2 separate regions of the Homo sapiens genome follow, and region 2 is linked to region 1. A link is a contact called in ENCODE Hi-C or POLR2A ChIA-PET data. All regions are on one chromosome and are shown on one strand. The core of a region is the stretch at or near the end of the contact, and the rest is flanking DNA. Distances in the headings are between cores, read along the strand shown.

What was found. Hi-C counts contacts between places; a loop is a spot of excess contacts on that map. ChIA-PET counts read pairs that join two places held with the same protein, here RNA polymerase II (POLR2A).
Region 2: a loop to region 1 is called in a map of dorsolateral prefrontal cortex, with 6 times the contacts of the local background. The contact joins two enhancer-like sites. A Hi-C loop is called at or near these places in 2 of 168 maps with a recorded cell type or tissue (CD4-positive, alpha-beta memory T cell and dorsolateral prefrontal cortex). POLR2A ChIA-PET finds 5 or more read pairs at or near these places in 11 of 52 experiments (A549, BJ, CD4-positive, alpha-beta T cell and 7 more).

What each region holds. Positions count from the first base shown.
Region 1 is chr2:105,600,643-105,607,009 of GRCh38, forward strand. LINC02946 (long intergenic non-protein coding RNA 2946) reads right to left here. Exons shown (of 4, transcript NR_038891.1): 2 at 380-615. Among named protein-coding and RNA genes, the nearest start is that of LINC02946, 6.7 kb to the right of the region's middle. Within about 2 kb of position 4,446, at least 7 of the 41 ENCODE cell types and tissues checked have a DNase peak (open chromatin) inside an H3K27ac peak, as active enhancers do; they include dorsolateral prefrontal cortex, where a contact is called at or near this core.
Region 2 is chr2:105,642,243-105,647,851 of GRCh38, forward strand. No RefSeq gene overlaps it. Among named protein-coding and RNA genes, the nearest start is that of LINC02946, 34 kb to the left of the region's middle. Within about 2 kb of position 2,174, at least 3 of the 41 ENCODE cell types and tissues checked have a DNase peak (open chromatin) inside an H3K27ac peak, as active enhancers do; they include dorsolateral prefrontal cortex, where a contact is called at or near this core.

The DNA.
Region 1 (6,367 bases), core at 3,196-5,695:
GGAGGGGTTTATCACATTCTGTGCACGATGCTTTGGAATGTTAACCAAAAATATCACAAATTTATAAATTGTGAGGAGAGGAGATTTTATTTCTTGTAAAGGGTTACAGCCTGCAAGGTGGCCATCCTGCAGGCTCAGAAGTGTGCCTCTGGCCAAGACCGGAGTCAGGCACTTCGAAGGAGGAGGGGCTGGGACAGAAGCTTCATGCTGGACAGGGTGGCCAAACATACGTATTCAACAGGTTACAGGAAGAACTACGAATATTCATGAAGGTAGTCCCGACACATGCATATTGAACAAACATGCATGTAACATACAACCCAGGTTCACTTTGGGGTGGAGATTTAACATTTAAATGTATTAAAATTAGGCCCCATACCTCAAAAGGTCTTTTCAGGACATGAAGGCGGATGAATGTACTTTCTGCAAACCAGCCAGAACCAGTCCATGGCCGGTGGTCTCTTATCAGGAGAAAGTTACTGGAGTCAGTCTCCCATCCAATCAAAGCTGTAGTTACGGCTGGTGCAACAGGGGTCAGTTACTCAGCGTCCGTGAGCTGGGTGAGTTGTAATTGTTTTAATCTTGCTTATCTTGAGGGCAGTTCTTGTTTAGCTGCTGGAGAAAAGGAAAAACCTTGTGGCAGTTAGAACCTAGTTTATTCTTTAAGTGTTGTGTGTGTGGTGTGTGTGACTTAACTCTTGGCTTGGCATGGCCTTAGGTCTTGTTTATAATTTGGTGTCTTATGGCCACAAAGAGTTCATTCTGTCGGTCTTATGATCTCTATTTTAACATTAATGCTGGTTGGTTTTTGTGTCTAAAGAGAAAAAAGGCGGGGGTATAACAAGGTATATTTGACCTCCTGTCCCTTCATGGCTGGGAACTAAGTTTTAAGGTTTTCCTGGGATCCCTTCGGCCACAAGGGGATCCATTTTGTTGGTGGAGGAGCTTAGCATCTTATTTTTAGTTTACAGGAAGGAGCAAAAAATCCTGATACTGGCTTTGACCTGCTTTTGTTGGAAAGCTGAGAACCAACCAGGCTATTTTTTTTCACTTAATAAACCCACTGGAACATACATACATACACACATACAAAAGCAACATTTTAAAGACATGTCACAGATGGACTTCAGTTGGAGTCCCCCTAAAACTCATTTGAATTTGTATTAAGCCCAACTTGGAGGAAGGGTAGGGATGCAATTATAATGCAGTGATAGGCCAACACTGGCTCACACCAGTGGATGAGAACCTCTTGTTAAATTTCCAGCAATTTTCCAAGGTGATTTTTAAACACCGCCATTATTAAAAATTAAACTCTGTATCCAGCAATTGCACTCTTTGGTATTTACCCAAATGAGTTGAAAACTTATGTCCACATAACAACTTATAATACACACAGATGTTTATAGTAGCTTCATTTATAAATGCCAAAATCTGGAAGTAACCAAAATGTAGGTGAATGGCTACATAAATTGTGGTACATCCAGGCAGTGGAATAGTATTCAGCATTAAGGAGAAATGAGCTACCAAGCCATGAAAAGACATGGAGGAATATTAAGTGTATATTACTAAGTGAAAGAAAAAGCCAGCCGGGTGTGTTGACTCACGCCTGTAATCCCAGCACTTTGGGAAACTGGGGCAGGCGGATCACGAGGTCAAGAGATCAAGACCATCCTGGCCAACATGGTGAAACCCCGTCTCTACTGAAAATACAAAAATTAGCCGGGCGTGGTGGCGCATGCCTGTAGTCCCAGCTACAGCTACTCAGGAGGCTGAGGCAGGAGAATCACTTGAACCAGAAGGCGGAGGTTGCAGTGAGCGGAGATCCTGCCATTGCACTCCAGCCTGGCGACAGAGTGAGACTCTGTTAAAAAGAGAAAGAAAGAAAGAAAGACAGAAAGAGAGAGAGAGAGAGAAGGAAGGAAGGAAGGAAGGAAGGAAGGAAGGAAGGAAGGAAGGAAAGAAGGAAAGATGGAAAGAAGGAAAGAAGGAAGGAAAGAAAGGGAAAGAAAGAAAGAAAGAAAGAGAGACAGAAAGAAAGAAAGAAAGAGCCAATCTAAAAAGACTACAAACTATATGATTGTAACTATATGACCTTCTGAAAGAAGAAAAATTATAGAGATAATTAAAAGATCAGTGGTTCCCAGGGTTTGCGGGAGGAAGGAATGAAAAGGCAGAGCACAGACTTTTAGGGTGATGAAACTATTCTTTATGATACTGTAATGGTGGATACATATCATTATATGTTTATCAAAACCCATAAAATGTACAAGACCAAGAGTGAACACTAATATAAACTATGGACTTTGGATGATAATCGTGAGTCCATGTAGGTTTATCAGTTGTAACAAATGTATTGCATGGTGTAGGATATTGATAGTGGGGTAGAAGGAGCTGTGGGAGAAGATGCAGGGGATATATGGGAACTCTGCACTTTCTGCTCAGTTTTGCTGTGAACCTAAAACTGTTCTAAAAAATAAAGTCTACTAAAAAATAAACTGTATAAGATTTAATTAAATATATTAAAAGCAGAGGTAATTGATCTTCAAAATGGATGACCTCCTGTTTTATGATATATTACTATCATCTATACTCTTATTTCTATCTATTGTATCTGTATAAAGGAGTTATTATACAATGGTGTACATCCGTGTAACTCTTCCCAACTCCGTGTTAAGTGACCTCAATTTGGTAGCTTGAAATCAACTTGGCCATAGCTGGTAGTGTTTGCAGTATAGAAGTAGGCAACCACTACATAACAGCACTTTGCCCCCAAAGACAGCTGATTATTTTTAAAATTATTACTAATATTTTTCAGAATCAAGGTCTTGCTCTGTTGCCCAGGCTGAAGTGCAGTGATGTGATCATAGCTCATTATAACCTCGAACTCTTGGGCTCAAGCAATCCTCCTGCCCCAGCCCCTCAATTATCTAAGATTACAGGTACACATTACAACATCCATTTTGTTGTTGTTGTTGTTTTGTACAGACATGGTCCCACTATGTTGCCCAGACTGGTCTTGGCCTCCCAAAGTGTTAGGGGGCTAGCTGACAAGCCCAGCCCAGAGCTGGTTATTGCACATCTGTGGCATACCACTAATAGTGGGTACAGTTGTTGGACTCATGTTTAGGATCAGTAACATATATACACCTGAGAATGTCAATCAAAATACGCCTTTTGGAAACATTATGGAAGCATAGATCTTCACATATGATTAATTTAAGGTTTACTCTGAAGTCATCCAGAGACCTCTTTAGAATGGTTCCAAGAATTCCCTCTTTTGAAAGCCAACCAATCTAAGGAATTAAATCACTCAAATTTGAAGAAGACAAATATGCCTCAGGAGCAGCACTCTTGCTATCGAAATCACTCAGATCATGTTCTGAGTGATAGATCCTAATCGCTGAACTGTTTACTGTAATTAAGTCTATCAGCATGGTTTTCTCCTGACGAAAATAAAGTTTGGTATATTATGTCTTTTGCAAAAGGTGTCTCTTATCTCCTTTAACTTGTAAATCTATGAGTCAGTAAGATTTCTCTTCAAAACCTGATTTTTCTTCCCTCCTCATGGATATAAAGAACTTAAAAAAATCAAATTAATATTGCCCACAAGAAAGAAGTTGGTTGCAAGCACCATTATTTTATGCAAACACTATTATATCCTGCTATATCTCATCAAGAATATTTGTGTGTCTGAGGAACATGTAGATCTTTTACCAGCCTTTGTTTCCATCGATGAAGTATGCAAGTTTGAAATAGATTCCAATCTGTCAATGCTTCTTTTGAGTCTACATTGTGGTGCTACTGTACAAACCAAACATGGAGGAACAGTTTTGATATAGAGGCAATCTCACTTGTAATTGGTGTTAGCACAACTGTTTGCTTTTAGCCCAACGACTCTCAGCACTGCCTGCCTGTTAGCATCAGTGGATAAGGGAAGGAGAGCTTTAAAAAAAAAAACACTGAAGCTCAGGTCCCAACACCAGGGATTCTGACTTAATTGGTCTTAAGAGAGTTGAGGGAATCAATAAGTTGTCAAATCTTTCCAGGTGATTCTAATATATAGCTATGATGAAGACCTACTATTTGAACCTATATAAAAATCATTTGATGCAGTTGATGTGAATTTGTTATTTGTTGACCTGAGACATAGGGGAACAAGTCAAGTCAAGTCCAATAAAAAACAAATCAATCATCTCTGATTATGGCATGATTTCAGTGTCTTTTGGATAGTTTAAAAAAATGGTGCTTCAGCATCAATAATATCACATAAAATCACCCTCTCTGTTGGGCAACTTCTAACATTAAAAGGTAAGTCCTATAAAGTCAGTTCAGTTATATCCCACTGAGGGTCCACTCTGCAGCCAGTGAGTGAGTGGTGGAAGGCGCTGGCACCACCATGTTCCAGGCTGCTTTGTGGTTAGGCTTCATTCTGCTTCCTCTCCTGGCACTGCCTTGCTTCTGACCCATTTTCTAAGCCAGATCTCTCAGTCTCCTGCCAATTCTGTGAGCCTCATATCCTTGTGAAAAAATTCTTCCCGTCACCAACCCCCGCCCTTCTTTTTGCTTAAAATAGTCAGAAGCACTTTTTGTTCCTTGGAAGAGAAAGATTCCTAACTGATACTTTGTCATACCCCTAAAGGAAACAGAAACCAGTGACCAGTTTTCAAAAAAAAAAAATTTCTGAACCTAAGAACATAAAAATTCAAGAAGAAAATAGTTGGGAGACTTGCCCTGCAAAAAAATAAATGTTGCAAAGTATACAGAAAAAGGAAATAGAACAGAACAGAGCATCTGAAAGCAGCCTCAGGCATATGGAGGCTCGGGCTATAACAGAGACGGCGTGATACATTGCAGAAAGGACAGGTTACTCAGCAAACGGTGCTTGGAAAATTAACACTCAGTGCGGGAGAAAATACATTACTTTCTGAGGTATGAAAAATCTAAATGCAAAATCAAAACTTTAAAACAGTTGGAAGAAAATGCAAGAAAATATAGGCCAGGCGCAATCGCTCACACCTGTAATCCCAGCACTTTGGGAGGCCGAGGTGGGCGGATCACTTAAGGTCAGGAGTTTGAGACCAGCCTGGCCAACATAGTAAAGAGCTGTCTCTACTAAAAATATAAAAATTAGCCAGTGTGGTGGCGAGCAGCTGTAGCCCTAGCTACTCAGGAGGCTGAGGCAGGAGAATTGCTTGAAACCAGGAGGAAGAGGTTGCAGTGAGCCAAGATCGTGCCACTGACCTCCAGCCTGGCTACAGAGCAAGACTCTGTCTTGAAAAAAAAAAAAAAATCTCTTTATGCCATATACATGTACCCAAAACTGAAAGGGAAAGACTGATGTATTTGACTACAATTAGGTAAACTTTATTTATTTATTCATTTTTATTTTTAGACACAGAGTCTTGCTCTGTCGCCCAGGCTGGAGTGCAGTGGTGTGACGGCAGCTCACTGCAGCCTCAAACCCTTGGGCTCAAGGGATTCTCCTGCCTCAGCCTCCTAAGTAGCTATGACTACAGGAGTGCCCCACCATGCCACGCTAATGTTGTATTTTTTTATTATTTATTTATTTATTTTTGTAGAGACAGGGTCTCTCTTTGTTGCCCAGGCTGGTCTCAAATTCCTGGGTTTAAGTAATCCTCCTGCCGTGGCTTCCCAAGGTGCTGGGATTACAGGCATGAGCCACTGCACCTGGCCCCAAAATTTATCATATGAAAAGCCACCATAAACAAAGTGAATAGGCAAGTCACCAGTTAGAAAAAGATTTGCAATTTAGATAACCAGAAAAGGATTAGAACTTAGTATGTGTAAAAAATTCATACAAATCAGTAAGCTATAAACAGGCCAATAGAAAAAATGAGCAAGGGATATAAATGGATAAAACACAGAAAAGAAAAACTGAATAGCCTATATATATGAAAACATGATTATTCACTAGTAATAAGAAAAATGAGTTATTTTAGTTTATACTCAAAAGTATTGATGAAGATGTAGAGAAATGAGAACTCACAAACTGCTGGCAGAAGCGTGAACTGGCTCAAGACTTTGAAAGACAATTTGGCAATAGATGGTTAAGGGGAAGATGAGTATGTATCGTCTACCCGAGCAGTGTTGCTTTCATGGTTCATGCTAGAGAAACTCACACTTGGCCATGATGGCACATGTATAAAAGTGCTCATTGTAGCATTGCTTATATCAGAAGAAAAGGCAAAAATCAAAATGTCCATTAACAGTAAATAGGTAAATTATAGTATATTTATACAGTAGAATACTATACTTATCACACAGGATTAAAAGTTAATTAACTAAAGCAGCATACTTCATCATGAATGAATGTCAAAAACATAATGTCAAGTGGGAGAAAAGCAAG
Region 2 (5,609 bases), core at 924-3,423, 39 kb after region 1:
AAGAGACCTGTAAAGATCTTCTGAGACAATCTCCTCACCTTACAAGTGAGAACAGCTTGGCCCACAGCTGTAAAGATCACACACATGTAACTCAGAGGGTTGAGAGGAAACTGGGACCCGCCTCTCCTGATGGTGAAGGTGGTGGCCTTCCATGACCACATAGCATTACTGCTTTATTTTCATTGAAAATAGACAACATTTGCCTCTCCACCTCACATGTTCACATGGGATGCAGGTTGAGCTGGGGATGAACAAATTCTCTAAGTCTCTAATATTTGTGAAGGATGCTGCTCGGCCATAAAATGTGAATGAAAGGTACATTAGACTAACTCTGACAGTGAAGAGTCTACCATCTGGTTGGAAAGGAGAGAAACTATATACGAGTCAAAATAATCCCATGGCAAGGCAATTTATAAGAGTCAAATAGTCAGTTTGGATGCCAGATGCCCTAGTATTTCAGAGGAGGAGAGGCTGGGCTGGATGAAGGGAGATATAGGACTTGAAGACAGAGTAAGGTGCAAAGAGTAGGTGCAAGGGAGAAAGGCTTAGAGGAGGGAAGGTTGGATCAGGGTGAGGAAGACAGCAGGCGGTCAGGCCCGGGGCAAGTACTTCCTTCCACTATCATTACACAGTCCTGTGGTCATTAAGTAGAAGTGTTCATTAGGGAGGAGTTAATTCACAATGTCAATAGCCAGGAAGATATACCTCACAGCACATTGTCCACATCAAACTCCTCCTTAGGGCTTGCTATTATGTGACCCCCCCCATCAGGAGCTCTCAGGCTCCAGGAGCTGGACATTTCTTGCCAGTATGGTTTGGATATCACACCATGACCCGCTGGGACTTACATGCAGCAATGTCCAATTGGAGAAAGAGACCAACACATGGAAAATACGTTCACTTTACCCAAACTCGATCAGGCGAGAGATGAGGGTTTATGGTCATCTGAAAAAGAATCTCTGTGGCATTTTTTTGTGTGGCTTCCGAAACTCCAAACGAAAACCTTGACTATTCCCAGCCAAAGTGTGAAGCCTATCAGGATGTGATACTCCATTACAGGTGTAGCCAAAGGAAGGCAAGTAGTATGCTTTGTTTAACCAGATAGATTTGTCAAGGCAAAGTAGACAGTAAATGCTGCAATCCAAAAGCCAAGGCAAATGGAATGATCAAGAACTATCAGAGTCCTTCTTTCCCAGAATTTTTCTCTTTCCCCGAATATTTAGAACGAGAGCAAGACAGTAAGTTTGAGACTACATAAGCTGCCTCTCATGCACCGTGCATTTTCTTTTTTCCAAACTGAGGCGACAGTGATGGTCTCTAACCCTTCATCATGTTGTAATCACAGGAAGCACAGCTCTGTATAAACATTCCAGTTGATTTTCAGAACAGCCCATCCCGGGTGTCTATAAAATAGCTGTAAGGAAATTCTTGCAAATGAATAACAAACAACTCCAGGTGTTCAAATGAGGAACGTTCCCTAGATGCTAATGCCCAGACAAGCTCGGGTAGTTTTTCCAGGCAAAGTTGGTATTTTTAGTTTAAGAAACCAAGAAATAAAAAATGAAGGTCTTGTTTACACTCCCCTCTTGGTTCTTTGCGAGATCTTGAAAGGGGTGACTGCAGAGGCTGCATTTTAGGGACCCTCGGCTCTTTGAGAACAACACTTTTCTCCCCGTTACAAAGCACTTGTTTGTATTTATCTCCAAATGACACAGTGGCGGTTTATTCAGTGACAATCAAAATCGCAGTTTCTGAAGGGTCCTGACTCCGGGGAGAGAGAGGTCTATTGTTGTCCTCTGTCCACATGCCTGACCGCTTTGAGAAAAAATTAATGACTTTGGAGACTGATATTTCTGCAGACCCCAAGAAAGGGACAATTTTCTGTTTTTGCTGACCGGAAAACTCTGGCATGTGATTATTGTACCACAAATGAAACTTCTGGACAAGGATGCTACTTTACCAAGCCTGGGATGGTGCATAACCCACGCGGTGAAGGAAGAGGACTCTGGCTTCCTAAGTGTTTGTTGCCTTGCATTTTCTTGCAAAGATGAGCCGTCCCAGTTATGGTTTCCCAGAATACCGAAAGACACATCCCACTTACTCATGCCCAAGGAGCACAAGCAAACTCCACATCCTTTATTGCCTGGAATGAATTACAGCATGAGAAATTGGAGGGGGAGGCAGGAGTGAGGCGATGGGTTAAGGCAGCTGTGCCTAAATTAAAAATTCACTAGACTTGGCGTCAGAAAACCTGAGTGCGAAACGGTGCCTGGCACGCAGCAGATGTTTAACTCAAACAAAATAATGTCAACAACGAAGGCACAAAACTCACATTTTTAGAGAAAAGCAAACAAAATACCAAACAGGATGACTCGAGTAAGATTTGGCTTCCTTCCTACGAGATGTTTCTTTTTTATTCAGCTTTTCCCAATTTTGAACACAATGGTGTTGAACCACGGCAGCCCTTTCTCTTTTCAGACGAATCGGGGTGGACCTCTGTGGTTGCTACCTAGTCTCAGCTGGTTTCAGTAGAAATAAACCTGCATTCAAAGCCGGACTCTGCCACCTCCCAGATGAGTGCCTCTGGACTGCTAACTTCCCTGCTTGCTGCAGTGTGGGTAATAAACCCCAAACAGACAGGACTGTGAAGAATCACTGAGATAATGGGCAAAACGGTGCTAACTATGTGCTCATGGAAGTTCTATGAAATTATAAAACGTGAGAATAGAAGGAGGGGAAAAAAGGACTACCTGTTTCTGGCTGGCCCAGGTGCAACAGTCCCCTCTGAGCAGAAAAGAAGGCCCGCATTTTACTCAAACTGGTGGGCGTCTTGTGAGGTGTGGCGAGCCCAGGGGATCCGCCTTTTGCCACCCCTCCCTGTACTTTATTCTGAGGGCATTTATTTAAAGTGGGTCATCATTCAAGACAACTTTGCTTGCAAGGCCTTGAGAAATGCTTTGTGCTGCCCATGCAGCCACGGCAAAGAGAGGTCCCACCAGGATGGTCTCAAGGTCCCCAACTCCCACATCCAAGGGGGCACCCAGTGAATCAGAGGGAGAGGCCCCCGCTCCCTCTCCTCCCACTCGGGCTCACAGGGAACATTCACTCCCCCACTCCCATCATCCTCATCCACTCCAGCAGAAGCATGAGCATTGCTTCTGAGTCCTGTTACATTCTATCTTGGAAGCAGAAAGCCCACCCCAGGCGGTAAGCATGCTCAGTCGCCAGCACGTCCGCCAGTGTCTCCGGGACCCACTCCTTAGCAGATGGCTCTGGGGACCCAGAGAATTTGCTCAGAAAGCAAAATTCTGTTGTTACACTCTGTAAAAGCTTCTGGGAAAATCGTCTTCGGAGTTGTCTTTTAATTAGGGAGTCTTCCATTTTTGCTCGTCTTTAAAATCCACATCACAGTCTTGACTGCTTCCTTCACAAGAGTCATCAGCCTCAAATGCCAGACCACAATGCGCCCTGGGGGCGCAAGGTGTTATGCAGATCCTCCCAGTCACTCTCCCTGCTTCAGGGAGCCCGGTTTGCAGGGCCAGTGTCCCTCTCAGATGATCAGTTCCTGAAAGGCTGGGTGCAGGGGGAGAGGATTCTTATTCATCTTTTGACTTCCCATTTTCTAGTGCACACCTGCTACATAGGAATTAATAATAAATGAATGTGAATGAACAGGACTGTTGTTACACAGTAAAGACAGGATCCAAACAGCTAGCAAGCTGAAGTCCTTGTCGATCAAGAGACAGGAGGCATTGCAGCAGTCAATATGCCTCTTTAACTGTGCACCTATTACATGCAGAGAATATTCCAAAAAAAAAAAGCCTTCACCAGATGTCCCTTATATAGCTTAGACATATGTTTTCCAAAAATAGTTGTTCTAAAGCATTTCTCTCACATTGGTTTCTCACTGTAGTCTTGGAGAAGGTATTTCTATAATGTTTAAGGGATGGGAGAGAGGCAGTGAAGAGAGAAAAAGAAAAACTGGAAATTACTCATCTGATAAAGAATCTATTTTAAGACTCCCGTGGACTAAATGAGGCTGCCTCTCACTAAGCTCCTAGCACACCTGATTTATTCTGTGAAATGAATGTTGCCTCCTCTCTTCAGCTAGTCATAAGGGTGTTAGGATTTGTTCTGCATAGGGACACATCCACTTAAACTGTGATTTCAGTAACAGGAATGTAAACAGTTCAATGGCATGACAAACGCCACAATAAACTTAGTGCCTTTAAGCCATGCTACGAAGGACAGCAGGGAACTCTAACATCTCTCCACACCTTTGAGACCATTGATTTCTAGTACCCAGATGATGAATAAAACCATAATCGTTAAGATGGAGCAGATAGGACTCACAACCTTGCTAAATAAGTATTGGCAGCGATCTGTTCCCAGCTTGCATAGAAGGTCCGTGCCAGAGTGGAGAACATTATTGATCTATTTGGAAAGAGTGTGGCTTTCATTTATTTTAGATCCTTAGCTATTTATCTTCAGGCCTGGCTTGAGGCCAGTAAGAGAGGGACTGGTACGTAATGATTAGAAAGAATTACTTGGCGTGAGGGCTCTGGGCTCAGCCCCAGCCTCTGCCTCTCCTCCTTCTACTTGTACATTGGAAAGTCTCTCAAACCTCCAGGTGTACAATGGTCAAATGGGAAGAGCAAAGAGCTTTGCACACAATGCAGGTTTGGTCCAATGATAAAAGGCAATGATTCTGGGAGTGTCGAGCATCCCAGAGGGGGCAGCCGTATAGTCCATTGCAGTGGGTCTTGGGCTTGTGCTTGCATGGAAATCATACAGGGTGCCAGCTCCCTCCTCCTCGGGCTTCTGGTGCAGTAGGTCTCAAAGGGGACTGAGAACCTGCATTTCGAACAAGTTCCCAGGTGATGTCTGAGCTGCTGGTGCAGGAACCACTTTAAGTATCCCCAAGTCTAATGGCTTTAGTAACCCTAGAGTTGGGTAATGCCTGATTGAAATCCCAGCTCTTCTGCTTCCTGGCGGTGTGATTTCGGCCAACCTTCTCATCCTCTCAAAGCCCCAGATTCCTCATATGTAAAATAGGTAAGAACCCCCACCTGCCTCTAGGGTGGCTGTGAGAATTAAATGAGACGCTGTGAGCAAAGGCCAGTGCCCACGGCTATTCACAGTTCAATATCGCGTTTGTTGCTCCTGTCTGCCATTCCGATGAAAAGTTAGGAGGCTGGGGAATTTGATCAACTTTGTTGTCCACAGTGAAGTTCAAACTCTGTTCCAGAATTTTGTATGCGAGGAATGAATGAGAAGGAACGGAAGTCAGGGTCTCTATGATTGTTGAGGCTTAGGCTAAAGCAGATCGGATGCCAGGCAGGAGGACAATGGAATTCCCCAGGAGCCAAATAAGGTGCACAGTGCAAGTCTCAGTGCAACCTTGTGTTGGCAAAGGTCCCGCCTCTGGAGCCAGGAGGCCAGGCTCTGGTCCCAGCCTCCCCACTGACCTGCTGTGTGAGACCTCAGTTTCCCTGAACGTCTCTGGGACATGATTTCCTGATTCACAAAATGGGGAGGTTGAATTGGATGACCTCTTCTGCCTCTGAAGTTCTAAGAATCAGACATGGAGAGCAAGGCAGGAAGGAGTG